Regions from separate parts of the Homo sapiens genome. Here regions 1, 2, 3, 5, 6 and 7 are each linked to region 4. Evidence: chromatin contacts called from ENCODE POLR2A ChIA-PET data. All regions are on one chromosome and are shown on one strand. The core of a region is the stretch at or near the end of the contact, and the rest is flanking DNA. Distances in the headings are between cores, read along the strand shown. Region 1 holds the start of NR3C1 (nuclear receptor subfamily 3 group C member 1). Region 2 holds the start of G3BP1 (G3BP stress granule assembly factor 1). Region 3 holds the start of ZSWIM6 (zinc finger SWIM-type containing 6). Region 4 holds the start of ARRDC3-AS1 (ARRDC3 antisense RNA 1). Region 5 holds the start of CEP120 (centrosomal protein 120). Region 6 holds the start of ZNF131 (zinc finger protein 131). Region 7 holds the start of MTREX (Mtr4 exosome RNA helicase).

Region 1 (3,443 bases), core at 682-3,181, about 52 Mb before region 4:
GCGGCCCCCGTAGATCGTCTCCGGACAAGAGGCTTGCTGAAAGCCTACTTCTTTCCTTTCACATCAGACAATGCACAGGGAACCGTTTACCCTTGAGAACCAAGGAAGGACGGCTTAGGCTACCCGCGATCGCGAACCTTTGCCAAGATGGTGGCCGCGGGGACGGGCTGGCGACACTGTACCCTACCAAGATGGCGGCGGGCGGCTTCCGGGACGCGCTTCCCCAATCGTCTTCAAGATGTCAGAGCAGGGGGAGCCGCCGTCAGTCTGAGCGCGGCGGGAGGTGAGAGAGTGGCTGTGGCCGAGCGCCCGAGCAGGATTAGGTGGAGCTGCGGCAGCCCCCGCCCGTGTCAGGAGCTGGCAAGCGATGTCACCTGTGGGGGCGCAAAAGTTACCTCCCCAAACCCTAAACCCACACAGCACAACCTTTCCCAGAGTCACAAAAATCATAATCTGTGCCGCACAAGGTAGGAGGCTCGGTCCCGGCATCGTCCAAGCCTTCCCGACGCGGCGAGCTGGGGAAGGGAGCTGGGGCGGGGGCTTCCCGCACGGGCACCCCTCGCCCCACGGCCCTCTCCTTTCTCAGGACGGACCACGAGTTCCCTTCCCCTTGGACTGAGGGGGAAGCTCCTAACAGGAACATCTGTAGGGAGTTGAACGCTGGCATTTTAAAGCTGCCTGTATTTTGTTTTATTTGTAGGGGCAGGGGTCCTATGAACGTGATAGGGTGAGCAACGCACAGAGTCGAGGGCAGCAAATGTCAAGATTCGGGGGTGGGGCCTGCACCGGGAACTTGGACGCGGGCCCTGGCCGGGGTGGAAGAAGAGGTCAGGAGTTTCGGAAGGGGGGCTATATTTCGCCAGCAACTTACTATTTCGCCTGCAACTTGCTTTTAAGCCTGCCGCCCCCTGCTTTCCTTAATCATAATAATAAAAAAAAAGTGCAAAGAAATCCAGCTCGCTGGAGGTTTTGCATTTGGCGTGCAACTTCCTTCGAGTGTGAGCACATTGGGCGGGAGGGGTGGGGGTTGAACTTGGCAGGCGGCGCCTCCTTCTGCCGCCGCCGCCGCCTCGCAGACTCGGGGAAGAGGGTGGGGGACGGTCGGGGCGCGGGGGAGGGTGGGTTCTGCTTTGCAACTTCTCTCCCAGTGCGAGAGCGCGGCGGCGGCAGCTGAAGACCCGGCCGCCCAGATGATGCGGTGGTGGGGGACCTGCCGGCACGCGACTCCCCCCGGGCCCAAAGTACGTATGCGCCGACCCCCGCTATCCCGTCCCTTCCCTGAAGCCTCCCCAGAGGGCGTGTCAGGCCGCCCGGCCCCGAGCGCGGCCGAGACGCTGCGGCACCGTTTCCGTGCAACCCCGTAGCCCCTTTCGAAGTGACACACTTCACGCAACTCGGCCCGGCGGCGGCGGCGCGGGCCACTCACGCAGCTCAGCCGCGGGAGGCGCCCCGGCTCTTGTGGCCCGCCCGCTGTCACCCGCAGGGGCACTGGCGGCGCTTGCCGCCAAGGGGCAGAGCGAGCTCCCGAGTGGGTCTGGAGCCGCGGAGCTGGGCGGGGGCGGGAAGGAGGTAGCGAGAAAAGAAACTGGAGAAACTCGGTGGCCCTCTTAACGCCGCCCCAGAGAGACCAGGTCGGCCCCCGCCGCTGCCGCCGCCACCCTTTTTCCTGGGGAGTTGGGGGCGGGGGGCGAAGCGCGGCGCACCGGGCGGGGCGGCCACGCCAGGGGACGCGGGCGTGCAGGCGCCGTCGGGGCCGGGGTGGCGGGGCCCGCGCGGAGGGCGTGGGGGCAGGGACCGCGGGCGCCCCTGCAGTTGCCAAGCGTCACCAACAGGTTGCATCGTTCCCCGCGGCCGCCGCGCGGCCCCTCGGGCGGGGAGCGGCCGGGGGTGGAGTGGGAGCGCGTGTGTGCGAGTGTGTGCGCGCCGTGGCGCCGCCTCCACCCGCTCCCCGCTCGGTCCCGCTCGCTCGCCCAGGCCGGGCTGCCCTTTCGCGTGTCCGCGCTCTCTTCCCTCCGCCGCCGCCTCCTCCATTTTGCGAGCTCGTGTCTGTGACGGGAGCCCGAGTCACCGCCTGCCCGTCGGGGACGGATTCTGTGGGTGGAAGGAGACGCCGCAGCCGGAGCGGCCGAAGCAGCTGGGACCGGGACGGGGCACGCGCGCCCGGAACCTCGACCCGCGGAGCCCGGCGCGGGGCGGAGGGCTGGCTTGTCAGCTGGGCAATGGGAGACTTTCTTAAATAGGGGCTCTCCCCCCACCCATGGAGAAAGGGGCGGCTGTTTACTTCCTTTTTTTAGAAAAAAAAAATATATTTCCCTCCTGCTCCTTCTGCGTTCACAAGCTAAGTTGTTTATCTCGGCTGCGGCGGGAACTGCGGACGGTGGCGGGCGAGCGGCTCCTCTGCCAGAGGTAAGAAGCGAGGCGGGAGGGGGCCGGGGCGCGCTCGCTCCCCCGAGGTGCCGCTGGGACCGGAGACAACTCGGGGGCCGCCGCGGGAGCCTACAAACTTTTATTAGCCTCGGGGAGTGGGGGTGGGGGGCTGGCAAGGGCCGGGCGACGGTGACGAAAGGGCAGCGCGCGGGTGACAGCGCTGGCCTCTTCCTCTCCCTCCGCAGGCGTCCCCTGGCCGGGCCGAGGGGGAGGAACCTGACCTCGGACGGCGAGCGGAGCCCTGTCGAACTGCCGGGGGCTTCGAGCCTCTCATTCCTCGCGGGAATCCTGGCCTCTTTTCTCCCCCTAGTGTCCCCTTTCCCTCCAAGGGGGTCGCCCGACACCCGTTTTCGTGGTGAACGCTAAGCCGCGTCTGAATTTTACTCGCCCGAATATTTGCACGCCACCCCGGCGCGCCCGAGCGCGAGCCCGGGCTCCGGGGAGGCCCCGGCGGCGCCTGGCTTGAGGAGGGCGTGCGGGGCGCGTGAGGGTGCACACGCGGGGGGCTGACAGCCCGCAACTTGGAGACTGCGGCCGGGGCCGGCGTTATCTGTTAGAAGTGGGCGTGTCGGAGAGAGAACTCAACAGGTCTGGACGTACTTCTCTTTTAACCTCGCACTTTTTTCTCTTCTCCACCCCCGCCCCGCAAGGGCTTGCTCTTTAGCGTTTGTTGTTAATTCGCGCCTGAGGTTTCTAAGTGGCCCCTTTTAGAAAAAGACCCCCTGTAACCGTAATGGTTTTGTGCTGCGATTTTTACAAGTGCTAGTTTGACGTTTGGGGTTGCAGACTTGATAATTGCAACCTTGTAATACCACTTAAGACCCTCTGGCATGGTTCATTAGGGCCAATTAATGTGGCTGGGTTATTTGCAACTTAAACTGGGGGATAATGTCGCTTGAGGGAGCGTTTTCGTTTTAGGAAATATTGTTTTGGTTTCGGGTTTGAAGGCAGCTGTCAAAAAAGCGGCATGGAAATTCATTGGGCTCCATTCGATACCTCGTGTTTAGAGATCGTTA
Region 2 (3,504 bases), core at 224-2,723, about 60 Mb before region 4:
ATCCACAGATCTCGACTGTCACAGTTGTTTTTTCCAACACATCTCCAACACCAGTAATTCATCCAGCATGACACGCTCCACAGAGGTCCAAATAGTATACTGTAACTGGGCGCCAACCTTTCTATTCCAATTCCGTATTTTAACCCACAGATGCTAGTGAGATCTTAAATTCGTCGCTTTGCACCTCATTCCCTTCAACTATAAAGTGAATCTTCTCAAGGTCTTTCTGCAAAAGTCTCCTCCAATTAAAAAAAAAGTAGAGAAAAAAAAATTCAACGTCTAAAACCGGAGCCTAACTTCCCGCTGGCGGGAATTTCCCATCAGCAATCTGAGATTCAAACCCGATGAGGAACACAGTCCATGTTCATTTGCACTTACTCATCGTTTTCCCTACTTTTTTCCAGAAGCTACGGTGGCGGCACATCTACCCAGGGCCTGTACAAGTACACGTAGAAAGGAAGCCCAAACCCTTTTCCTTTGTCACATTCCCACTTCCAACCCTTGTCTCCCTGGAAGCCCAGAACTAGCCCAAGTACAAATGCCGCTGCAGCCTTCTCGGCAGGTGGCCTTTTGAGGCTGATGCTGCCCCGAGGGACAAGTGCTCTGGGGGCAAAGACTAAAAACAGGCTTGGGAAGCGGGGAGCTCGGAGTCAGAGGGCCCGGCGTCAACAAATCCCCGCCCTTCCCGTGCGTGCCTGTGACCCCGCTCTCCAAACCCGTGCCTTGGGCCGCTAAGGAAGGAGGATAGCCGTACCCACCTCGCCAGCTCACTGCAAGAATCAAATGAAAGGCAGAAAAGTGGCTCCGCACAGTGCCGGACACACAGTGAGGGCGTGGAAAGAACATTGGTTGTTACTACCACTCCGTGCACTCGCTGCTCCCTCTTTGCTCTCTGCAAAACCGAAGGCGCTTCTGCGACGCGCGGACCGCAAGACTCCAATCAGACTTTAGTGCTGCCCCCACCCTAAACGAAAGCCTCCTTCTGGTCCGAACCGACTGGATCCCTTGGCCAGGGGAGGAAAAGGTGCCGCGGGCGCGTGGCGGAGAGGGTGGCGGGCGGGAAACGCTGGGCGCGGGACCCCTGGCCCCAGAGACCGCCCTGGGGCCCAGGCGGCGGCCGCGGCTTACTCCTGCCCCGCGAGGCCGTTGGACGCAGCACGCGCACGCGGCGGACACGGCCACGCGCCCCAGCCGGGACGGGAGCGGGAGCGAGGAGCCGCCGCGCGCCCGTCCGTCCGCCGCGCGCGCCTGCGGCCGTTGGGGTGGGGGTTGGGGTGGGGGACGCGACTGGCGCGGCCGCCGCGAGCGCCACTCAGACTTCTCCCTCTCACAAGTGCTGCGGCTCGGCTTAGTCCTCTGGCCTCCCTGCCCCGCCCACACCCCGGCGTACCTACGCGGCTGAGCTGGAGAGGAACTAGCTCTGCACCACAGCACCGAGGATAGTACAAACCCCTCACGCAACTGCGTCCGCACACACGCGTGCTCCGCCGCCGGTCTATATAACTGCCACTCACCCTAACTTGTTGCGGCCAGGTCGGGCGACGGGATGACCAATCCCGACCGCGTCCTCAGGGCTCTTCGAACAGTAATTGGGCACTGACTCGGGGATGAAGGCGTGGCTCTTGATTGGCTTTGACTCCTGCCTATGAGACTGTGAGGATCTCGTTTCCCTAGTAACAGATCGGCACTAAGAGAGACCAATAACCGAAAAGTACAATAGAAAGGCGAGTGAGCAGTTCTTTGACTGATACTCAAAGTAGCCAATAAATGTGTGGGGCTGCTCTTATTCGTTAACACGTCTTCCCCTGGGCGGAGATCCGTTTTCCATGCAGGAGCGGTTGCGCCACAAGGTGGGGCCCGTGTACTTTGGGGAAGTAAACCCCTAGCAACTAGGAGGCGGGCGTCCGAGAGGCCAAGACAGCCTGTGGCCAATCGCAACGCCGGAAGGAGCTGATAGACACGGAGGTTGCTCTGCTCGGAAGAGACCGAGCCCCAGGGCCGCCGTGCCCTCTGGGCGGTTGTGAGGCTGTGCAGCCTGCGGCTTCTGCCCTCTTTCTTTCCCTGACTGGTTGGGTCCGGCCTCCGAGGCCTGTACCCCGCCTTTTCCGCATAGGTTTGTACCTGGCGAACCAACTAGTAAAGTTTCCCGGGTTGTTTTCTTTTTATTACAACTTTTTTCTTACGTGCGGCGGCCAAGGGCCTTGCTGCTCTCACCATTACTCAGCACTGCTGCGGGGCAGAGGAAGGAGGGTCGTTCCTGCGCCGCCCGCAGGCTCCCGCCGGAAGGTCGCCGGTGGAAGGCCTGAGAGTGCGCCCTTCCGCCAGGCGCTTCTTGGCGGGCGCTGCGAGGCGGCCGCGGGCGTGTGGCGAGGCTCCCTTTGTGGCAGCTGAGGCACGGTGGTCCGCGCGTGCTCCAGTGGAGTGTGGGCCCTCGCACCACGTCCCGAGCTGCACCACTATTGTTCAGCCTCGAATTGCCGCGGGTGGGGGCTTATTCTCGTCGCTACGCCTTTAAAAGGCAACTCGTCCCCTCCTCCTGGCGTTTCAGGCACTGGCGGGGCTACAACTCAAGGCTGGCCGGCCCTATTTCTATGGAAATAGCTTTGGTTCCCAGCCGTCCGGCACAGACACGCCCCGGTTTGTTCTCGTTCCAGGCATGTGACCAGGGTCTCCCGCGGAGTTTTGCTGAGAATTTTGGAAATGAAGCATGTGGAGCGCCTATGTCGGGGGAGAGAGGCCGAGCTGAAGGAGCACGGGCGCCGGCCTCGGCCTCTGGGGAGCCGGGCCCGCTCGCCTCCCTGCGCGGGGCTAGCCCGAGCCTGGAACTCGGGAGGCCCAGGAGCGAAGTGAAAGCCCCTTCTGGTCCCCCAGGGCTCCACTCCCGCAGCAGCCCGGCTCCGTCGGCGTCAGTGGAGCCCCAGGCCTGGGTCCGAGATGAGCGAGACGCTGCTCTGGCTCGCGGTCGCCCGAGCGCTCCCAAAACCAGGGAACAGGCCCCAGGAGAGAAGCCCCTAGAAGTTTCCTGGAGCAGGGAGTCTCCTGTATCCTGTTAGCTCTGCAAAGGAATCTGGACTTTATTCTGAGGGCCTTGGAGAACCCCTGCAAAGTTTTTTAAAAGGTGGACTAAGAGATTGGCATTTCACAACATGACTCTCCGAATTGAAACACTAAGAAGATTGGCGAAATTTAACATTTACAGATTAGTAATTTAACCCAGGTGACTCGCGATGAGGGACATGGCTACCCTTCACTTTTGGAGGGAGTTTTAAGTGATACAGATCTTTTTGCCAAGCAATTTTTTTTTTTTTTTTGAGACGGAGCGTCGTTCTGTCGCCCTGGCTGGAGTGGAATGCCGTGATCTCGGCTCACTGCAACCTCCGCCTTCCTGAGTTCAAGCGATTCTCCTGCCTCAGCCTCCCTAGTAGCTGGGATTACAGGCGCGCGCCACCAGGATCTGCTAATTTTTTTGTATTTTTAGTAGAGACGGGGTTTCACCATGTTGGC
Region 3 (3,711 bases), core at 364-2,863, about 30 Mb after region 4:
ACCGCGGCTCGCCCGGGGCACCACGACCTGACCACACAGCGCAAACAAAACTCGGGCGGCGGGGCACAAGGGCTGCGCCGCGGCCCGCACAGGGGTGTCTGGAGGCAGCTTCAGAGAAAAGGGAAGCGCTAGCAGCTCCTCCTCAGGCTCGCGCCCTTTAATTAGTAAGCGTCCTACGGGCGAGATGTCCCTCCGGAGACGGAGTCCGGTCCGCCGCCACCTCTCCTCTGCGCCGCTTGGAGACTGAGGAGGCGCAAAGAAAACGACATTTAAACCCCGGGCGGCCAGTGGAGCTCGCCCGGGCCAGACGCCACAGCGACCCGGGAGCGCCGCGGCCGCTCGCCCGTCGGAGCCCTGGGAGGAGCGGCGGCCGAGCGGCTTTAAGTGTATTCCCCTCCCCTCAAATCGCGTGGGGCGGGGGCCAGAAAGAAAAAGGAGCGAGCGACAGGCAGTGGGAGAGGGGGGGAGCGCCGAGCGGCCGGGCCGCGGCCGGCATTGTCTGCGGCCCGCGCCCCCTCCCCCGCCCCGCACAGCCCCGCCACACACACCCTCGCCGGAGGCCGGCCGTCCGCCCGCGCCTTTGTCCACATCCACCCCCGAAACCGGCGAACAGCCCTCCAGGATGTGCTCCCCGGAGGAGGGCGGGTAGGGGAGCGCGGGCCGGGGGCGCGGAGCCCACGGAGGGGCGCGTCCTGCTGATTCATTTCCCACTCGCGCTGGCCCGTCCGGGGCGACGGGGGGCAGGGAAGGGAGGGAGGAAATGGGCGCTCCGCTCAGGAGGACCGTCCGGGCCAGTGAGGACACCCGCAGGGGTGCGGGCGCGCGCGGAACTAGGGGCTGTCCGCAGGAGAAAGGCGGGCACCCCCCCCCCACCCAGGGACTGACGGACGGACAGACGGCTCGCGGCTGCCCCGTGACTCACCGACTTGCAGGACGTTGTCTACGCAGCCGCTTTCCAACAGCGCGATGCCCCGGCGGAAAGGCAGCCGCGTCTCGTCGCCGCCGTCCGCCGCCCCGGCAGCCCCCACCGACGGGGCCCCGGCCCCCGCGGCGGCGGCGGCGGCGGCGGCGGCGGCGGCAGCGGCGGCGGCGGCCGAGGTTGCGGCCGCCGAGGTTGCGGCCGGGGAAGACGAGGAGCCGCCGCCGCCGCCGCCGCCCGCGCCGCCGCCGCCACCGCTGTCGTCGCCGGGGCCGCCCGCGGCGCCGCCGCCGGTGTTGAAGGACGAGTACATGCAGATCTCCCGCTCGCTGCGGGGGAAGGACCAATAGACTATGCGGCGCTGCACCGGCTCCGGGATGCGCTCAAAGCGCTCCTCCACGCGCTGGAACGGCCACTTCTCCGCCACCCTGCGCGCCGCGATGTCCAGCAGCGACTCGGGGCTCTGGGTCTTGCCCGGCGGCAGCAACCCCAGCGCCGCGCCGCCCCCGCACGCCGCCGCCGCCGCCGCGCCACCCGCCCGCGGGCCTGGCCGACAGGCAGAGCTGTAGCCGCCACCCGCGCCGCCGCCGCCGCCGCTGCTGCCCCCGCCGCCGCCGCCGCCGCCCGGCCGGCAGCAAAGCCGTTTCGCGGGAGGAGGCTGCTGTCCGCGCTCCGCCATGACCGCGCCGCTTCTAACCCGACAGCGGAAGTGCCGGGACCCTATAAACGGCACTAGGAAGCGCGACACGCACACGCCGTCGCGACGCCACGATGCCATCTAGGGCCCGCCGCTCCTTGTATGGGCACAAGAGGTGGGGCCTCCGCTGTGACGCAGAAGCTGGGGCGGGGCTCTGATAGGGGGAACCTAGGGCCGGGGGCGGGGCCTATGCAAATCGCTGGGCTGAAACATAAATAGAGCGCTTGGCGGACACGGGGGTGGCGGGGGCGGGCCGTTTTGGTGCCCGGTGGGTTGTGAGAATGTCAGGCTGCTGTGACGCGGGGGAGGGCGGGGTCAGGCGGGGTTCCCGTGGGAGGGGGCGGGCCGCCGGGCCGGGCCTGAGGTGGGTGGGTCTCTGCGCCCCCTGCCTACCCCACTTCCCCCTCCAGTTCTCAGCTTCTCTTTGAAGTCCGAGAAGTGAGGATGCGCCTCGTGGGTCGCAGCGGGGGAGGAAAGGGGAGAAGAGGGGGTGAGCGAAGGGGAGGGTTCTGAGCTAAATGGAGGGCGGGGCCCACGGGCCGATGCCCCACCCCCCCCGTCCCCCTGCCCTTCGGGGGAAAAGCCTCTGGGCGGAGGAGGCGCTTTCAAAACAAAGAAATGCGGCATGGACCCCGGGGGACGCGGGTGGAGAGGAAGGCGGAGGAGGCGCGGCCAAACCCGAGCGCCTGCCAGCTTCCCCTCCAGCCGGTCCAGGGGAGCTCTCCCCACCACCCGCCGAAGCTGCAGCGGGGAAGGGGGAGGATGGCTGCGTTCGGCGGCGGCTTTCCACTTCACTTTTGCAGACCTGGTGTGGAAGGAGCGCGCCCGCTCTGCTAACCCCGCGTGGCTGCAGTGCGCCCATCCCCGAGCCCCGCGTCCGTTCTGTCTCGGCTGCAGGGCTGTGCCCGAAAACACGCAGAGCGCTCGGAACGTGCCCAGCAGCCGCGCGACCCGCGTCCGGTGCCGGCTGCCACCGTCCCGCCCTCGCTGCCTCAGCCCCTCGGGCCAGGAAACCGACCCGCCCGCTAGAAGTCGAGGAGCTCCGGCCGCCCTTGTCGCCCCCGCGGCCGCGCGGACAAGGCCCCGCTCCAGGCCGGGGTTTCTCCAGCTCGGGGTGGAACGCAGCCCGGGCTGTGGGGTTAGCAGACACACCTTTGTGAGTACACACGCCGCAGGGCGCGCGCAAGCCCCACGGGCTCGCGCACACATCGCCCAGCAGGCGGCAGACGGCGTGCCAGGCGGCGGACGGCGGCTTCGGGCGCACTTGGGTCTGCGGCCCGGCTCCCACCCCGGCACCCGGGTGCGCGGCGCCCGGCTGCGCGGAGTCCAGGCGCTCGGGACGCGCGCCGCGCTCTCAGTCGCCTTGGCGGCGCCCGCAGGGCCAGTCCCCTCGGGTCCGGGCAGTGTAGGGGTGGACCAGGGAGAGCGAGTGCAGAGTGCAGCTCGCTGGTGCCTGGACGCGGGCGAAGGCGGAGAAGCGAGTCCCTCTCTGAACCTGGAGCCCTGCGGACATTGTTCGCGCTCCACAGAGCTCGGTCAAATCTGCTTCCAAGCCGCAGACTTAATTACCGCGTCGGAGACAGGCTTCCTCCCAGCCCCACCTTCTGTTTTTACTGTAAACAGTGGTGCTGATCCGCTCCCATTGTTGGAGATAAACTGTATCTCCTTTGACACTTTCGCATCTTTTAAGGTTATTGGCTGCTCCCCACCCGCCTGCCTTGCAGCCTGGATTTAAAGGGATAGCGCGCTTCGGCGTTTTAAAGAAAATCGCCCATTCGGGGCCGAGGCCCTGGAAACCTCGAGCTACACAGTGGGCCTTCACAAGTCCCAGGCTGCAGGTCCCTGGGGTCGGGACGCTGGCCGACTTTCCGCAGCTGCCTTACTTGTTAGGAAAATTTTTGTGGCATTATGTTTTTGTATATCCGTCCAGTATTTTTCTGGGCACTTCCTCCATGTCTAGGAAAAAGCCTGTGCGGAAAACTGGAGGATCTTTATGGGCAAGTAGAGGGAGAAGTCTCTTTCAGGGGTTTCATTTCTAGATCTCTTTAAAAATAAGAATAATCTTATAATTGTGTAAAACATAGGTATAGAAGAC
Region 4 (3,271 bases), core at 317-2,816:
ACCCTTTGTTAGAAGCGGTTCAATCCTGTTTCGGACCAGTTCTGGGGGGTGGTGAGGAGGGGCGCTTGTTCTGCTCTCAGCAGATTGGTTACACGCGTCAGGTGGTGGCGATGACTTAATTCCTAGCCCAAGAAGAATATAATGTTAAAACTGGTTATGTAATTTTTGTGCCTCTCCTTTTTAATGCAGTATTTAGTTCAGATGTTGGCGATTTTTCAGAAAAAAAATTAGAGACATATTTTACCTTATTTTTTATATTAAAAACGTACATCCTGGAGAAGTGCTGATGACTAAGGCAAGTGAGAAATGAAGGATGCTTTGAGGGACAGTATTAATGCATTATTTTTGAAACTATTAAGGTGAACTCAGTTCTTTAGCAGGATTTTCGTAGTTAGATACAGGTACTTTGCATCCTGAAATAACTAATTAATCTCTCCAAGTGTTAACACTGATAGGAGATGCAAATGCCTAATGACAGCCTTGGTATTTGTTGAAAAGCAGATAGATGACTTTGTGTTTGTACCTTTCTGAATATTGCAGCCTTTTATGAAACGGATGAAAGAAAACAGATTTTTCCTCAAGGGGTTAAGACTTGCAGTGGGGAAAAGTAGAACAACGAGATGTGAGGACAAATATAATTTCATTAGTTGCACCATGATTTCGTGGTAAAGAAAACTAAATGCCCTGCACCCCCAACAAAATGCCCCCCAAACCCTGCAACGCGTAGACGAGCTCAGTCTGGAATAGTTTCAATGACTTGAAACTGGGAGCTCTCAAACTAGCCTGGTAACTGAGACCCCGCCCCGGGCGCCCGGGATAGGCGGAGCCAGGTTTGTTAGCCTGTTGCTAAGGCGATGGCAGGCGCTGATTGGATTGGGCGCGGGCGGGTGGGGAGAGTGAGCTCGCGCCGCGGCTGGGGCGAGGCTAGGAAACCGGCGTGCGCCGGTAAAGGTTCCTCCAGAGCGACCCCCACCCAGCCCGTACTCACGTTTGTTCCCGGGCTTCTGGGGGCGCCCAGCCCGTGTCAACATCATGTTCTGTCGCCCCTCTTTTGGGCCTCCTAAGGGCCATCGAAAGGAAACGACTTCAGGCTTTAACTGAGTAGAGGGCAGACGCTCCTGCCGGCCTTACAGGTGCTGGATGGCCATGGACCCAACTTTAGCAGAAAATCCTTTTCAGATGGAAGTTGGATGGGAAGGGTTGGCAGGACCCCCGTTAGCTATCTTCCGAGTGGGAGGTGTCAGGGGACTCCTGTGAACGCTTGTTTTCCCCTTAGCTGAAACAAAGCTTGTTCCCCGACCTCTCCAGTCGCCACACTGTCTACCTTGAGTTGACCTGAGGGGACAGAGCAAAGGCTGGCCCGAGGAAGAAGGAAAGTGATTCCAATATCGAAATGTTGGGGGAGGGGGGGGCTTCGACGGGTATCCTCTGCCCCCTCCCCCATCGTTTTCCGAAGCCTTCGGGCCCCCGCCTCCCCTTCGCCACCCCAATATCCCTTGCCGAAACTAAAGGTGTCAGAGTGGCCCGAGCCAGATGGAACCGGTCGCCGGCTGGGGCGTGTAAAGCGGAAGCGCCGCGGCTCGCTCGCCCCGCCCCCCGGCCAGCAGGCTAGGTTGCGCGGGCACGGGCGCGAGCGCCGCGCGACGTATGCCGTATGTATAGCGGGGCGCGCGGGCGGCAGCGGCGGCGGCGGCGGCGCGCGGGCAGGCCGGCTGGGATCTGCTCGCGCCGGTTTAGGCCGGTCCTCTCCTGCTCCGGTCTAGTTCTTGATTGACAGCCCGGCACTTGTTTACCACGGCGCGGCCGCCGCCGCTCGCTTCAATGAGACTGCTGAGCTGGCACAAAAAGGGAGCGAAGAGGGAAGAAAGGGAAAGGAAGGCGAACTTCGGGCGCCTTCGAGGGGAGCGAATTTAAATGGCCCCCAGCTCATCAGCTAGTTTTTGGTTCTGAAATCCGTTCAGGGGAATTTGCACAGGGGACGAGGAAAATTGTATGGAGACATAAGCGAATCACCATGATTTTTAAATGAAAGTATCGACGTATACATGCTTTTTTCCCCCTTTTTCTCGTTTAATATCAGGGAGGCATCACGTTTTTTGTGTATATCCAATACTTTGCTGAAGGAAAGTTAAATAATGTGCCAGTTTTTTCTACTCTGGGGGCTAATCGTAAAGGTTTCTACACCAAGAAAACTTTAAAAGATATTTCTGTAATTATTTAAAACGCTAAATAGGCACTTTAATGATCTAGAACCCCCTCCCATATTTTCGATTATATTTATTTTCATGCCACTTGAAAAAAAATAATTTCACCAAAAAAATTGGTTGTAAAATGAAAGGTCATCCCTTTTTTATAGAAACTGGAAACTATTAATAGTTAGACTTCATTTTTTTCAAGGATGTTGGAAAATATTGTTTCCTTATAAGCCGACACCACCTAAATGCGGTTCTTTGTAATTATCTAAGGTATAGTTTATGCAAGTTTTAGTCGTTGCTAGGACCAACTGAGTGTTGTGATCATTTTAGATCAATAAATAATTATTTTTAGTTCAATAAATAATTATTTTTAGTTATAAATCTGACATTAAAATCAATGTGTGGCTTTTTTTTTTTTTTTTTTTACTCCGTCTATTTGACAAGGTTTTCTAGTGGTTTTGGAGTATCTATTCTATTCACATCTGGTATTATTATTCCCTATAAACTGACATATTTTAAGAGGGTTGCATGAACAGTTTTTCTTTGATACATTATAGTCTTAATGTGATAAATTTAAGCAAACCGTTGGAGACAAAGGATAGCATTGTCTTACCATGATGTGAGACCCGAGCCTTTTGAGTATATATACTATTTTATAAACAGATGCTTTGCAGTTTGGGTCATTTTCCATTAGAAAAAATAAAAAGCCTGTGGGGTGTGAGTATTCATTATCCCCATTTTACAGATAAGGCAGCTGACGACAGGATTTTTATTTTGTCCAGAGGAAATGATGAAGTTAGAATTAGAACTCAGATCTCTCAGACTCCAAAGCTTGTTTTGTGGTCTTAATTGTTATGTAAGCATCTTTAAAGTTATGCCACCCTGCGGAGTATGTAAATGTTGAATAATAAATTCTTTGTTTTCTTTTTATGTTTGTTTTAGATGATGATAATTCCGAAGAAGGCTTCCACACTATTCATTCAGGAAGGCATGAATATGCATTCAGCTTCGAGCTTCCACAGACGTAAGTATTATAAATAATAGGCATTTTTATAGATACTTATGATCAGAGCATT
Region 5 (3,296 bases), core at 565-3,064, about 32 Mb before region 4:
AATACTTAATATTTTAAGATTCTTTAAGAAGTCGTTATCTTTTTTTTTTTTTTTTTTTTTGAGACTGAGTCTTTCTCTGTGGCCCAGGCTGGAGCGCTGTGGCATGATACCGGCTCACTGCAACCTCTGCCTCATGATTTCAAGCGATTCTCGTGCCTCAGCCTTCTCGTGCTTCAGCCTCCCAAGTAGCTGGGATTTCTGGCTTGCGCTACCACGTCTGGCTAATTTTTGTATTTTTAGTAGAGACGGAGTTCTGCTATGTTGGCCAGGTTGGTCTCGAACTCCTGACTCAAGTGATCCGCCCACCTCAGCCTCCCAAAGTGCTGGGATTACAGATGTGAGCCACTACCACACCTGGCCAAAAAGTCTTCATCTTTTAGAAGTACGTATCCAAAAAGATGAATTGATGTGATGTTGGGGATTTCTTTAAAAATAACACAACAGATGAAGATGATTGGTCTTAAGTTGATAATCGTTGAAGCTGGGGTCTGGGTAACTGGGGGTTCATTATATCATTCTGCTTTCTTTAAAGTATGTTTGACATCTTCCACAAAAATAATGCATTGTTCAATGATGAATCCAAAGTAGATCATTACTTTGATTTTACATTGAATAGTGCTTCATTTTAAGAATGCCTGTGATAGGACCTGAAAGGGCCTTAGAAGTAATTAGTCCAATCTCTACATATTCCTCCTTTTCTTTTGGGCAGAAAGCAAAGAAGGAAGAATAAAGAAGAGGAAGAAGAAAACAATAGTGATATTATATTATTTGCTCTCAAAATAACTTCTAAATTTCCAAAACAAGGAAGCAATAGAAGAAAAAGAAAACAGCGAGATATTATATTTGCTCTCAAAACAACTTCTCAATTTACAAAACCAGAAAGTAATAGGAGAAGCCGCACTTATGTCCACTACCTAGTGCTATCTCTGCAGCTTTATTTTATTATGATTTACTTTTGTTTTCCGAAGCAGAATTTTTCCCAAACTTAATAGTGTCCACGATCGCTCCAACCAATTCGGTTATTTAAGTTTCAAGCTAGATAACCTCCAAAAGAACTTTGCCTTTGACTTGAATACATGCTTCTTGCAATTTGAGTAGTGTTTAGGAGGCCGTTCCCTTTACAAGTCTTGAACCGTTTCTTAAATCTGAATTTGGGAGACGTTAAGGGGAAAGGGTCGGCAGACAGCACCTCAATGCCTTGTTTATTTTTGGTTTTGAGTTTGCTAATAACTTTGTCATCGGGGGTGGAAGAACCTTTATATTTCATTGCCCACGTGACAGTGTTTTTGTTTTAGGGGTAATTTCTAAGGGACAGGAAATTCTCGGGGAGTTTACGTCAGCTTTAACAAGTACAGTAATTACCGTATTGAAGCTACTTGTTTTCAAAGGTCGGAAATTTGAGGTGCCGCGTGAGCACGATTTAGGGACTTTAGAGTTTAGATTTAAGTCATTATTTTTTTGTGATTTAATTTTTTAAGCAGTGTTGACACTGGGTACGTCAACTAAGCTAGGTTTTTTTGTTTTTTTAATCCCCACTAATATAACTCTCAGGTTGTGGCTGAAGCATAAAGCAGGTAATACGCTACACTCACGCTCCTTAAAGGCTACGCAGCTTCAGGAAGCGTTTACAGCAGTAGTGCGCTTGCGCAGCTGGTCCCACACCAAGTCGCCCGCCTCTCCTCGTCCGGCTAGCAGAGGGCGCTGTGAGGTAATGAAGGCGTCCTCCTTAGGGCTCTGGAACAGAGCGTAAAAGGGCGGGAGGCGAAGCTCGCTGACGGGCGTTCTAGCCTTGACTGCTCTGTCTCTATCACCCGTTGTCCTCCAACCTCCCCTGGGCACTGGGCCTGCGGGCCTGGTTGCTAGGCGGAAGCTGGGCGCGGCGGCGGCCGCTGCGGCCGCCCGGGCGTTTGAAAAGCGGCTACGCAGGCGGCAAAAGGTCCTCGGGTGGCGGGCTTGTCTCTGCTTGCAGACTGGCAGGGCTGCAGCGTGGCTTTTTCCTTGAGTCGGGGCACAGTTAGGATCTGGGCTGGCGGCCCGAGGCAGAGGAGCCGGGCGCGCTGCAGCAGACGGCGGTGGGACCTGGCTGCGGAGCGGGGTCCGGGCATCAGGGACCGGGGGCGGGCAGTGGGGGTCCCGCCGGGGGTCCCGGATTACCCGCGACTCAACTGGACCTCACTTCCCCCCAGCCGCCTTCGCCCCCGGACCGCTCACCGCAACCATGGTCTCCAAATCCGACCAATTGCTCATCGTCGTGTCCATCCTAGAAGGTGAGCAGCCTGAGGCTTGCTTTTGCAACTGCTGCCTCCCGAGTTTTAAAAGCTTAGTGTGGGACCGAGGCCTTGTTAACCTTAAGAACCCTGTCATCTGTGCTTTTGTGGTCCCCACAGACTTGTTCAAAGTTGTACGTAGTGAGGTCTGTTAGGCAATTGATTTAAAAATCTCTCCAGGGATATGAGCGCTATTAGGGATAAGTGATATTTAGCGTGACTAGCCGTAGCCCCAGAGAATCTAGAGAAAACGATTTTCATCCAAAGCAGCACGTCGATGGCTTTTATATATGAGCTGAACGTGGTCCTGAGAAGCGCGTTCTGATCAGCGGTTCCCAATAATAGCACTTGTAAGAGCTTTGACTTGAATACAGGCTTCCTGCGATTCCAGAAGTGTTCCGGAGGCAATTCCCTTTACACGTCTTGCTGGAGGACTCAGGGGACTACAGTTCTTAAGAGGGTGTATTATACATTCCTTAAAAGGTGTGTTTTGGATGAATGACATTGGTTTATTGGGACTCATTGAGTGTCAGACACTGTGCTGGGAATGTAAGAATGAAACAGTCCTGATTCTAAAAAGCTAAGGATGTAGCAAGGAGAGTGTGTCAGCAAATAATTCATCAGGATGTGGAAGACCCTAATGAATGACCACCTCTGTCTAAGGAAACTGCGGAAGTTTCACTAGAGGAGGTGGCATTTTTTGGGGTCCTACAGATGATTAGGAATTTGTCAGGTGAAAAAAGGAAGGGCATTCCAGGCAAAGAGAAGAGCAGGGAGCACTTAAAGTATGGAAAAGCAAGACACGTTTTGCCTTGCTTAATTAAATTCACTCAGTAAACATTGGTTAAATTCAGTGTGGTTGGAGAACAGATTTGCAAGAAAGTGGAGGGCATAGGAGATAACAGGTGAATTGAGGACACTTTACGAATAGTATGTTAAGAAGGAGTCATCTTGAGCCAGAGCAGAAGCCTGGCTGCATTTTTTCCCCCATGGGAGAGTGTTTTATAAAGGCCTGGCACTGTGTGAGGG
Region 6 (3,337 bases), core at 637-3,136, about 48 Mb after region 4:
AAACATTTTAATATGCCTAATATTTGGAAGCTCCATCTATGGTAGACCCATAATTTTAAAAACAGGTTACCTTGAGAAACCTATTTTCGCTAAACAGAAAACATACCCACGCTGGATTTCCTTCCATTATAGAGGCAACTCCTAAGGCTGGTAAAGACCCCATTTTATTTTGGAGATTCTCAAAGGGGGTATGAGTGCTGCAATGGAATCTCTCATTCTCCCTTCAAGACCATTTGGGAAACTAGAAAAAAAATCAACACTTCCCAAATGACTCCTGTAAGGGACTTCTCAAAGCTTACCAACAAGAGGCTATCAACCAAACATTTTGAGACAATCTGTCCCCAACGACATCATCTTGCACTCAACAGGATGTAAGAAGTTAAAATGAGATGAACACCAGACTACGTGGAAGGCATGACTGACCAACCAGCCTTCTGCAGCACGCTGTGTGAGTGGACACTGACAAGTGCAATCTGGTCCCAGTGCACACACTCTGCAGACTTTGGTAGGGAGACCATAGAGGATGGGTTAAAAAAAAAAAAAAAAAAAAAAAGGCGGGTGTCCGAAGGACAGAAAAAAACTGAAGCCAAAAATTCGCTCCTCTGCCCACTGCCCTACCCACCGTCGACAATTAGGGTGATGTCAGTAAACCGGTCCTGCTCTCGCTGTTCATTCAATCGGTCGAGGATCATTTTATGATGTTCAGGGAACTCCTGAAGGCATTCCATCGTCTCTTCAGCCTCCATGGCCGTCGGGCTGCTCTACAAAAGAAGAGCATGATAATGTACACCCATGAGCTCGAGCCGAGGAACAAAACCCCTAAAGCATAAAACAACAACAAAAAAAACCAGCAACGTGAAAAGAAGGGGGGAGGGTGAAGCAAGAGGAGAGAAAGGCGAGGGAAGAAAGGCGAGCCGAGCGGCCCCGGAGCGTTGAGACCGGAGCCGCGGCCGCGGGACTCCGAGCCTGACCTAATTGGAGTCGGGAGACGCGAGCTAGAGCGGGGTGGGCACAGCGCCGGAGGTTCCGAGCGCCAGGGCGCGCAAGTCCAACAAGGGAGGGGACTCGACAGCCGTGGCGGTCCTCTAACGGCCCGCCAAGCCCTTCTGCCCGGCCGGGGCTCCCACCGCCCCGGGACCCGGTCCGGCCCGCGACCCACAACGACTCTCGGGTCGCCTCTCCCTCCCCCGCCCTCCCTCTTCTCCCCCGCCCCGACCGGGCCGGCACTCACTGAGGGAAGGAGGAGCGGCCCAGGCTTGCGCGTCACTTACGTCGACGCACACCGTCACCGCGTCGAGCTCCGGCTGACGCGGACGCCTTCCGGGCGCCGACCAGCAAGGGAACGGGCCACGCCCCTACCCACACCCCTCAGTGGATGGGCGGGGCCGAGCGCGGGGATTTGGCGCTCACGAAGGGCGAGGGCTTGCTCTCTGAGAAGAAACCGGGCAGCGGTGGGCTTGGGCTACTGCAGAGCCTGGCAGGGCCAGAAGCTGGGAACCTAAGTCATTGCCCTTCAACCTCTCACCCTCCCCAGCTTGACTCCAGGGGCGGACACTTCCCGACCCGAGCCCGGAATGAACTCGCCAACCGTCCTCACAGCCCAGCTACTGCGCGGCCCCTCCCGCCCCGTCCTGCCCCGCCCCCTTCCTTCCGAGACCTGGGTTGGCCCGCCTTACCTAGCTCGTGGGTCGCCCTCCTTCCTCTCCGTCCCTCAGAGCCTCTTGTTCCGTGCTTTCCCCTCCCAGGGCATAATGCGCCCCACGCCTTTCCTGACCCCTAACCCGTGGGTCGCCCTCCATTTTCTTCGTGAGAGCCGGGGCTCCCCTTCTGCTCGGGCCCCGCTGGCGCACGTGCGTTCGGTTGGGCACCCGGGCGGCCGCGGCCCCGGCAGCGGCAGCTACGGGCGCGAGCACGTTCGGGCCGCCCGGAATCTTCCTCCGCGAAGCGCGCCCTCCCCGCGCCCTGCCGCAGCACGTGCTTGCTGGGCTCAGGACCTGGAGCTGCTCAGAATTATTTACACCGGATCCCGTTAGTGCAGGCCTTCCCCACTCCTTTAAAGAGTCCAGGCCGGCGCGGTGGCTCATGCCTGTAATCCCAACACTTTGAGAGGCCTGGGCGGGTGGAGCACATGAGGTCAGGAGTTCGAAACCAGCCTGGGCAACATGGCGAAACCCCGTCTCTACTAAAAATACAAAAATTAGCCGGGAATGGTGGTGGGCGCCTGTAATCCCAGCTATTCGGGAGGCTGAGGCAGGAGAATAGCTTGAAGCGGGGAGGTGGAGGTTGTAGTGAGCTGAGGTAGTGCCACTGCATTCCAGCCTGGGCGACAGAGCGAGACAACGTCTCAAAAAAAAAAAAAAGTCCAGTGACCCACAGTCAGCTGCATGTGACTGCTTCCTTAATTCCTCCAAAGAAATATTATATATAAATACATTTTGAGGATAATTCTATAATTGAGATTTACTTATTTTTTTCTCTCAAAGAACTTGAGAATTGGGATTACGGAGGAACTCAAATAGCTATATGGTAATAATGTCATCATAACTTCAACAGATATGTATTGAGAATCCTAGTACTAGACACTGAGAAGTCCAGCTGTGAACAAGGTATATGTGGTTTCTGCCTTTCTGAATCTTAAGTCTAGTAGACTGCATAGATATTTTGAACAGTAATTGCCTAGGTGCTTGCTGATGAGTTTTGCAACACCTGAAGAACGAAGTAACTGGGTGTCAAGGAAAGCCAGTTGACCTGTAAGAAGAGATGTGGGCGGGCGCGGTGGCTCACGCTTGTAATCCCAGCACTTTGGGAGGCCGAGTTGGGGAGGAGGAGTTCAGCCCAGGAGTTTGAGGCCAGCCTGGGCACATAGCGAGACCCCATCTGTATTAAAACAAAAAATGTTTTTAAGTGATGTGAAGTCTAAGTGTTCTTAGCCAAAAGTATAGCACATGCAAAGGCACCAAGATTATAGCATTCAGGAAACTGAAACAATGTTGCTGGATAGACGCACAAGGGTGCCTTATAAAAAGTGTTGAAGATGTCAGATTTTCTTTTTGCAAGGGGAAGCCTTGCCGCATGGTGACATCCTAAGATGTACTTTTTAAAGAGATAATTCTAGCCCCAATATGGAGAACAGATTAAATGGGACAAGCTGCTAGGAATAGAGATCAACTGGGAGACTGTTAGTAATGTAGATGAAACCATGGGGGAAAATGGAATTAGAGAGCTGGTCAGAATCTAGAGATAGGCTGGGCGCAGTGGTTCAGGCCTGTAATCCCATCACTTTGGGAGGCCCAGTCGGGGAGGATCGCTGGAACCCAGGTGTTCAAGACCAGCCTGG
Region 7 (3,452 bases), core at 331-2,830, about 36 Mb after region 4:
CATCTCTTTTGACTTCCTTTCCCTTGTTTTCCTTAATTAATGAAGGCCTGTCCATTTTTTCCTTAACATGTTCGTACCTTTCCATTCCTCTGCCACTGCCTGAGTTGAGGTTCTTTTCATCTTTACAACCAGATAACTAACATAATTTCCTAATTTACTTTCTCACTGTCTATCTTCTTTCCCTATACTATTATAGTACTCTGCCAACCACTGCCAAATTAATTTTCCTAAACTATCATTCTACTTATCCAATCACCTTGTTCAACAGGGTTTTAAAAATGAAATCAAAACTCCTCTGCTTGATATTCAAGGCCCCTCATGTTCTCAAATCAATGTATATTCCCAGTCTTATCTCTTGTAGTCCCTAAATGAAACAGTTCCTCTTGCTCAATTTATGCTCCTAAAAACAAACAAACTTGGCACCATTAACAACACAATTTCCTTAACTCAGAATATTCTCTTGTATATAAATAAGCCTTCCTGAAAGTCAGAAATAGGATCTCCCTTTCTTGAACTTTTATAACACTTAATTGTATATATCATTCATTTTAAGTTAACGACCTCCTCACCTATACTGTAACTCTTTAATGGGTACCTGTTCTCTTTCCCTACACCGAAAATTCCTTGAGAGCAAAATCATGTCTAATTTAATTTCAAGCATCTATTGGGTATCTGGCCCCACAATGCCAAGAGTATATTTTGTTGATTGTTAATTAATCATCTTACTTTATTTAATACAAGTAATAGCTTTTCCTTGTTCTACTATAAACAGATCTGTACACTTTCTGGTGGCTGTATGCACCAGTCTAAACATATGGGTAGGGTCCAGTAATTTTTAAATTTTTTCTCAATAAACTCACGATAGCTACCATTTATTAGTGATAGCTAGCTAACCACTGTTAGGCACTTTACACGTGTATCTCATTGAATCCTCATATCCACCAGTGGTAGGCACTATTATCTCCATTTTACGGAAGAGAAAACTACTACATCTTGGAGATTAAATGTCTCTCCCTTCTCATGTTATTATCTGCCCTTTCCCCTCCAAATCAATTCATATCATTTTTTCTAAACCTTTTCACCTTTTACTCAACTAATCATTCGTTTTGTTTATTAACGACTATGTGCCAGGTGTTGTGCTGATGCAGGAGACAACCGCGAAGATGGGGACAGAATCAGTAACATCGACGTAAGGGAATTGAAGCAGAAGATCACGCTGCCTGCAGACACCAGGAAACGCCAAGACCCCCCTTCCACGAACCAACATTCTTCCACCCTCTCCAACTTTTTTCTGGAACCCCTTCACTTCCAACGCCACTCAATGTACACTTCACTTTCTCGTGCTCTTCCTAAGAGAGTAGTGTTTTCTTCCTCCCCACCGAGAAAAAAAATAAAAGCAACAACTGGAACTTCTTCCTTACCCTGCCTTGTCTGCAGACCCTGGAGGCCCCTTCCATTTCCCCTTGTCCTTTTCCTTGTCTTTTTTGGTTCCCGCCGCAGTGGTCGAGTCGCCCTCGAACACGCTGAACAGCTCATCTCCGAATGCGTCCGCCATTTTTGGGAGCAGTGAGAGCAAATCTCCCTCCTACCCACGATGCCCCGCGACCGAAGACAGTGACGTCTCGTGAAGGCTCAACAGTGGCCCGCAGGAGACAAAAGTAGTCGAGTCGCGCAGCCGACAAAAATGTTCCCCTGACTTTTTTTTTTTTTCCTGCTTTTCTTTCCTTTCCTTTCCGACCTAAAGTGGATAAGCTGCTCAGTGGATAAAGAGCGAGGGCGGCGCGTGGCGCCTGGCGTGTGGCAGGCAGCTGGCGACTCAAGGAGGCGGAGCCTGCTGAATTCGACCAATTGCGAGGCAGCGGTCGCCCCGGCCCGAGAAGCCCGGATCGAAGCGCAGGGTGGCAGCCCCGGAGCCGGGGAATGTGAAGAGCTCTCGGCTGTGCAGTGGTACCGTCGGGGCCTGGGCCGCGAAGGATCTTCTGCCACAGCTGCAACATGGGCGGCAAGAACAAGAAACACAAGGCTCCAGCGGCCGCGGTGGTCCGGGCCGCCGTGTCTGCTTCCAGAGCCAAATCTGCCGAGGCTGGAATTGCCGGGGAGGCCCAAAGCAAGAAGCCAGTGTCCAGGCCGGCCACCGCTGCCGCTGCCGCTGCCGGCTCCAGGGAGCCCCGTGTCAAGCAAGGTACGAGAGGTCCCCCAGCCCCTGGCTGTCTGCCCTGAGACCTTGCTGCTTGTCCTGAGGAAAGGGCCTTAGAACCCGGGAGGAGCTTCGGGCCCAACATTTCTATTTCCCAACACTCGAGCTGCTACCTCCCCATGGGGTGGCCTTGTTTTAGATTAAAAAAGTCTAAGCTCTTTGGGCCTCCAAAATTCTGACAGTAGCCCTGTTGCAGCCTGGCATTTCTCTTTTAACTCACACTTCTCCCCCTTCTAAAAACAAAATAATTGCATTAGCTCCTGTTTCAGCAGGAATTCATCCTGAGCACCATCTCAGCTAGCTAGGCTAACGCAAAGACGAGTACTGAGTGGAGTTCCTGACCTCCTGGTGCCAGCCAGCCCCATTTTCTGTCAGTTTTTCATATCATTTTCAGCAACAATCTAGTGTCTCCATGCGTTCTGGAAAAATCAATACTTAATAAAAATTACAGGACTTACACACTGGTTACACACTGGTTACGTGTAATCTATTGTAAAATTGTCTGCCCTCGTTTCTGCCGCCATGCAGTTTTGCTTACTGTACAAATTGATTTGACAACTCAACTTATAGATGGCCGATTCCTGCTGCAGATGAGCAGGCCACATATTACGGTTGAGCTCAAAAGATGAACAATTACATTCTGTTGTGTTCTTCTCGGGTTGTTTGCTTGTACTTATTGGAGTATTCAAGAAATATTTGCTGAGCATTTATGTGTATATATGCAAATATTTAGTATGTGTCTGATAAGATGTGAGGAATGTGATGAGCAAAAAGAGACATCACCTCATGGAGCTTGCCAGTCTAATGTCAGAGATAGGTATTAACTAATAGGTAACGCACACAGACATATTTATAGCCTTATAATAGATAAGTGCCACAAAGAAAAGCCAGGGAAGACAGTTTAACAGGGTAATCTAATTTTTCTCGGGATGAGCAGGTATCATGGATGGTGTCTGGAAATGTAACAGTTAAGCTGAGATGAGGAGAATGAAAAAGGAGTTAACTCTGTGAAGCATGGCAGAAATTAGTATTCCAGGCGGGCGTAATGAACATCATGTGTAAAAAGTTTGAGTCAGGAAAGAGCTTGGGGCTCTTGAGGAATTCACAGAACATAAAGCATCGCCAAAGGATGAAATGAGATGAGACTGAAAAAGTAGGCAGGTACCAGACCTTTACCTAGAAGGTGGAAACAGTTCTTTGCCCTGCGATTTATTGTAGTGTTAGCTACAGAGTTAGCATACTTGTAATTACAAAT

Evidence for each region. ChIA-PET counts read pairs that join two places held with the same protein, here RNA polymerase II (POLR2A).
Region 1: POLR2A ChIA-PET joins it to region 4 with 7 read pairs in CD4-positive, alpha-beta T cell. The contact joins the promoter of NR3C1 here to the promoter of ARRDC3-AS1 in region 4. POLR2A ChIA-PET finds 5 or more read pairs at or near these places in 3 of 52 experiments (CD4-positive, alpha-beta T cell, CD8-positive, alpha-beta memory T cell and naive thymus-derived CD4-positive, alpha-beta T cell).
Region 2: POLR2A ChIA-PET joins it to region 4 with 11 read pairs in CD4-positive, alpha-beta T cell. The contact joins the promoter of G3BP1 here to the promoter of ARRDC3-AS1 in region 4. POLR2A ChIA-PET finds 5 or more read pairs at or near these places in 2 of 52 experiments (CD4-positive, alpha-beta T cell and naive thymus-derived CD8-positive, alpha-beta T cell).
Region 3: POLR2A ChIA-PET joins it to region 4 with 10 read pairs in CD4-positive, alpha-beta T cell. The contact joins the promoter of ZSWIM6 here to the promoter of ARRDC3-AS1 in region 4. POLR2A ChIA-PET finds 5 or more read pairs at or near these places in 4 of 52 experiments (CD4-positive, alpha-beta T cell, CD8-positive, alpha-beta T cell, CD8-positive, alpha-beta memory T cell and 1 more).
Region 5: POLR2A ChIA-PET joins it to region 4 with 6 read pairs in CD4-positive, alpha-beta T cell. The contact joins the promoter of CEP120 here to the promoter of ARRDC3-AS1 in region 4. POLR2A ChIA-PET finds 5 or more read pairs at or near these places in 5 of 52 experiments (CD4-positive, alpha-beta T cell, T-cell, activated B cell and 2 more).
Region 6: POLR2A ChIA-PET joins it to region 4 with 10 read pairs in CD4-positive, alpha-beta T cell. The contact joins the promoter of ZNF131 here to the promoter of ARRDC3-AS1 in region 4. POLR2A ChIA-PET finds 5 or more read pairs at or near these places in 3 of 52 experiments (CD4-positive, alpha-beta T cell, activated B cell and naive thymus-derived CD8-positive, alpha-beta T cell).
Region 7: POLR2A ChIA-PET joins it to region 4 with 10 read pairs in CD4-positive, alpha-beta T cell. The contact joins the promoter of MTREX here to the promoter of ARRDC3-AS1 in region 4. POLR2A ChIA-PET finds 5 or more read pairs at or near these places in 2 of 52 experiments (CD4-positive, alpha-beta T cell and activated B cell).

What each region holds. Positions count from the first base shown.
Region 1 is chr5:143,402,174-143,405,616 of GRCh38, reverse strand. It overlaps NR3C1 (nuclear receptor subfamily 3 group C member 1), which reads left to right and starts at 1,931. Exons shown (of 9, transcript NM_000176.3): 1 at 1,931-2,406. LOC128966704 reads left to right here. Exons shown (of 2, transcript XM_054328421.1): 1 at 1-283; 2 at 701-951. The coding sequence ends at 731. RefSeq lists enhancers at 1-262, 96-335, 736-875, 916-985, 263-1,030 and silencers at 1,036-2,305, 2,546-2,625, 2,836-2,935.
Region 2 is chr5:151,769,923-151,773,426 of GRCh38, reverse strand. It overlaps G3BP1 (G3BP stress granule assembly factor 1), which reads right to left and starts at 1,473. Exons shown (of 12, transcript NM_005754.3): 1 at 1,391-1,473. It overlaps LOC100652758 (a long non-coding RNA gene), which reads left to right and starts at 1,251. Exons shown (of 2, transcript NR_132345.1): 1 at 1,251-1,724; 2 at 2,655-3,504. RefSeq lists silencers at 847-916, 967-1,296 and enhancers at 1,505-1,799, 2,057-2,286, 2,665-3,386.
Region 3 is chr5:61,330,160-61,333,870 of GRCh38, reverse strand. ZSWIM6 (zinc finger SWIM-type containing 6) reads right to left here and starts at 1,613. Exons shown (of 14, transcript NM_020928.2): 1 at 923-1,613. The coding sequence starts at 1,598. LOC105378994 (a long non-coding RNA gene) reads left to right here and starts at 1,655. Exons shown (of 2, transcript XR_007058781.1): 1 at 1,655-1,731. RefSeq lists silencers at 719-828, 1,609-1,748, 1,859-2,258, 2,469-2,538, 2,569-3,148 and 1 more and an enhancer at 2,953-3,523.
Region 4 is chr5:91,378,642-91,381,912 of GRCh38, reverse strand. It overlaps ARRDC3-AS1 (ARRDC3 antisense RNA 1), which reads right to left and starts at 1,566. Exons shown (of 3, transcript NR_027435.1): 1 at 989-1,566. It overlaps ARRDC3 (arrestin domain containing 3), which reads left to right. Exons shown (of 8, transcript NM_020801.4): 2 at 3,138-3,219. RefSeq lists silencers at 835-904, 1,525-1,704.
Region 5 is chr5:123,421,921-123,425,216 of GRCh38, reverse strand. It overlaps CEP120 (centrosomal protein 120), which reads left to right and starts at 1,814. Exons shown (of 20, transcript NM_001375405.1): 1 at 1,814-2,267. The coding sequence starts at 2,219. RefSeq lists a silencer at 2,114-2,273 and an enhancer at 1,603-2,548.
Region 6 is chr5:43,119,463-43,122,799 of GRCh38, reverse strand. It overlaps ZNF131 (zinc finger protein 131), which reads right to left and starts at 1,886. Exons shown (of 7, transcript NM_001330707.2): 1 at 1,677-1,886; 2 at 623-761. The coding sequence starts at 746. RefSeq lists enhancers at 231-798, 799-1,367, 2,165-2,224 and silencers at 945-1,204, 1,635-1,984.
Region 7 is chr5:55,306,117-55,309,568 of GRCh38, reverse strand. It overlaps MTREX (Mtr4 exosome RNA helicase), which reads right to left and starts at 1,580. Exons shown (of 27, transcript NM_015360.5): 1 at 1,422-1,580. The coding sequence starts at 1,555. DHX29 (DExH-box helicase 29) reads left to right here and starts at 1,875. Exons shown (of 27, transcript NM_019030.4): 1 at 1,875-2,182. The coding sequence starts at 1,996. It overlaps LOC124900979 (a long non-coding RNA gene), which reads left to right. Exons shown (of 2, transcript XR_007058774.1): 2 at 1,132-1,420. RefSeq lists enhancers at 1,327-1,806, 1,947-2,206.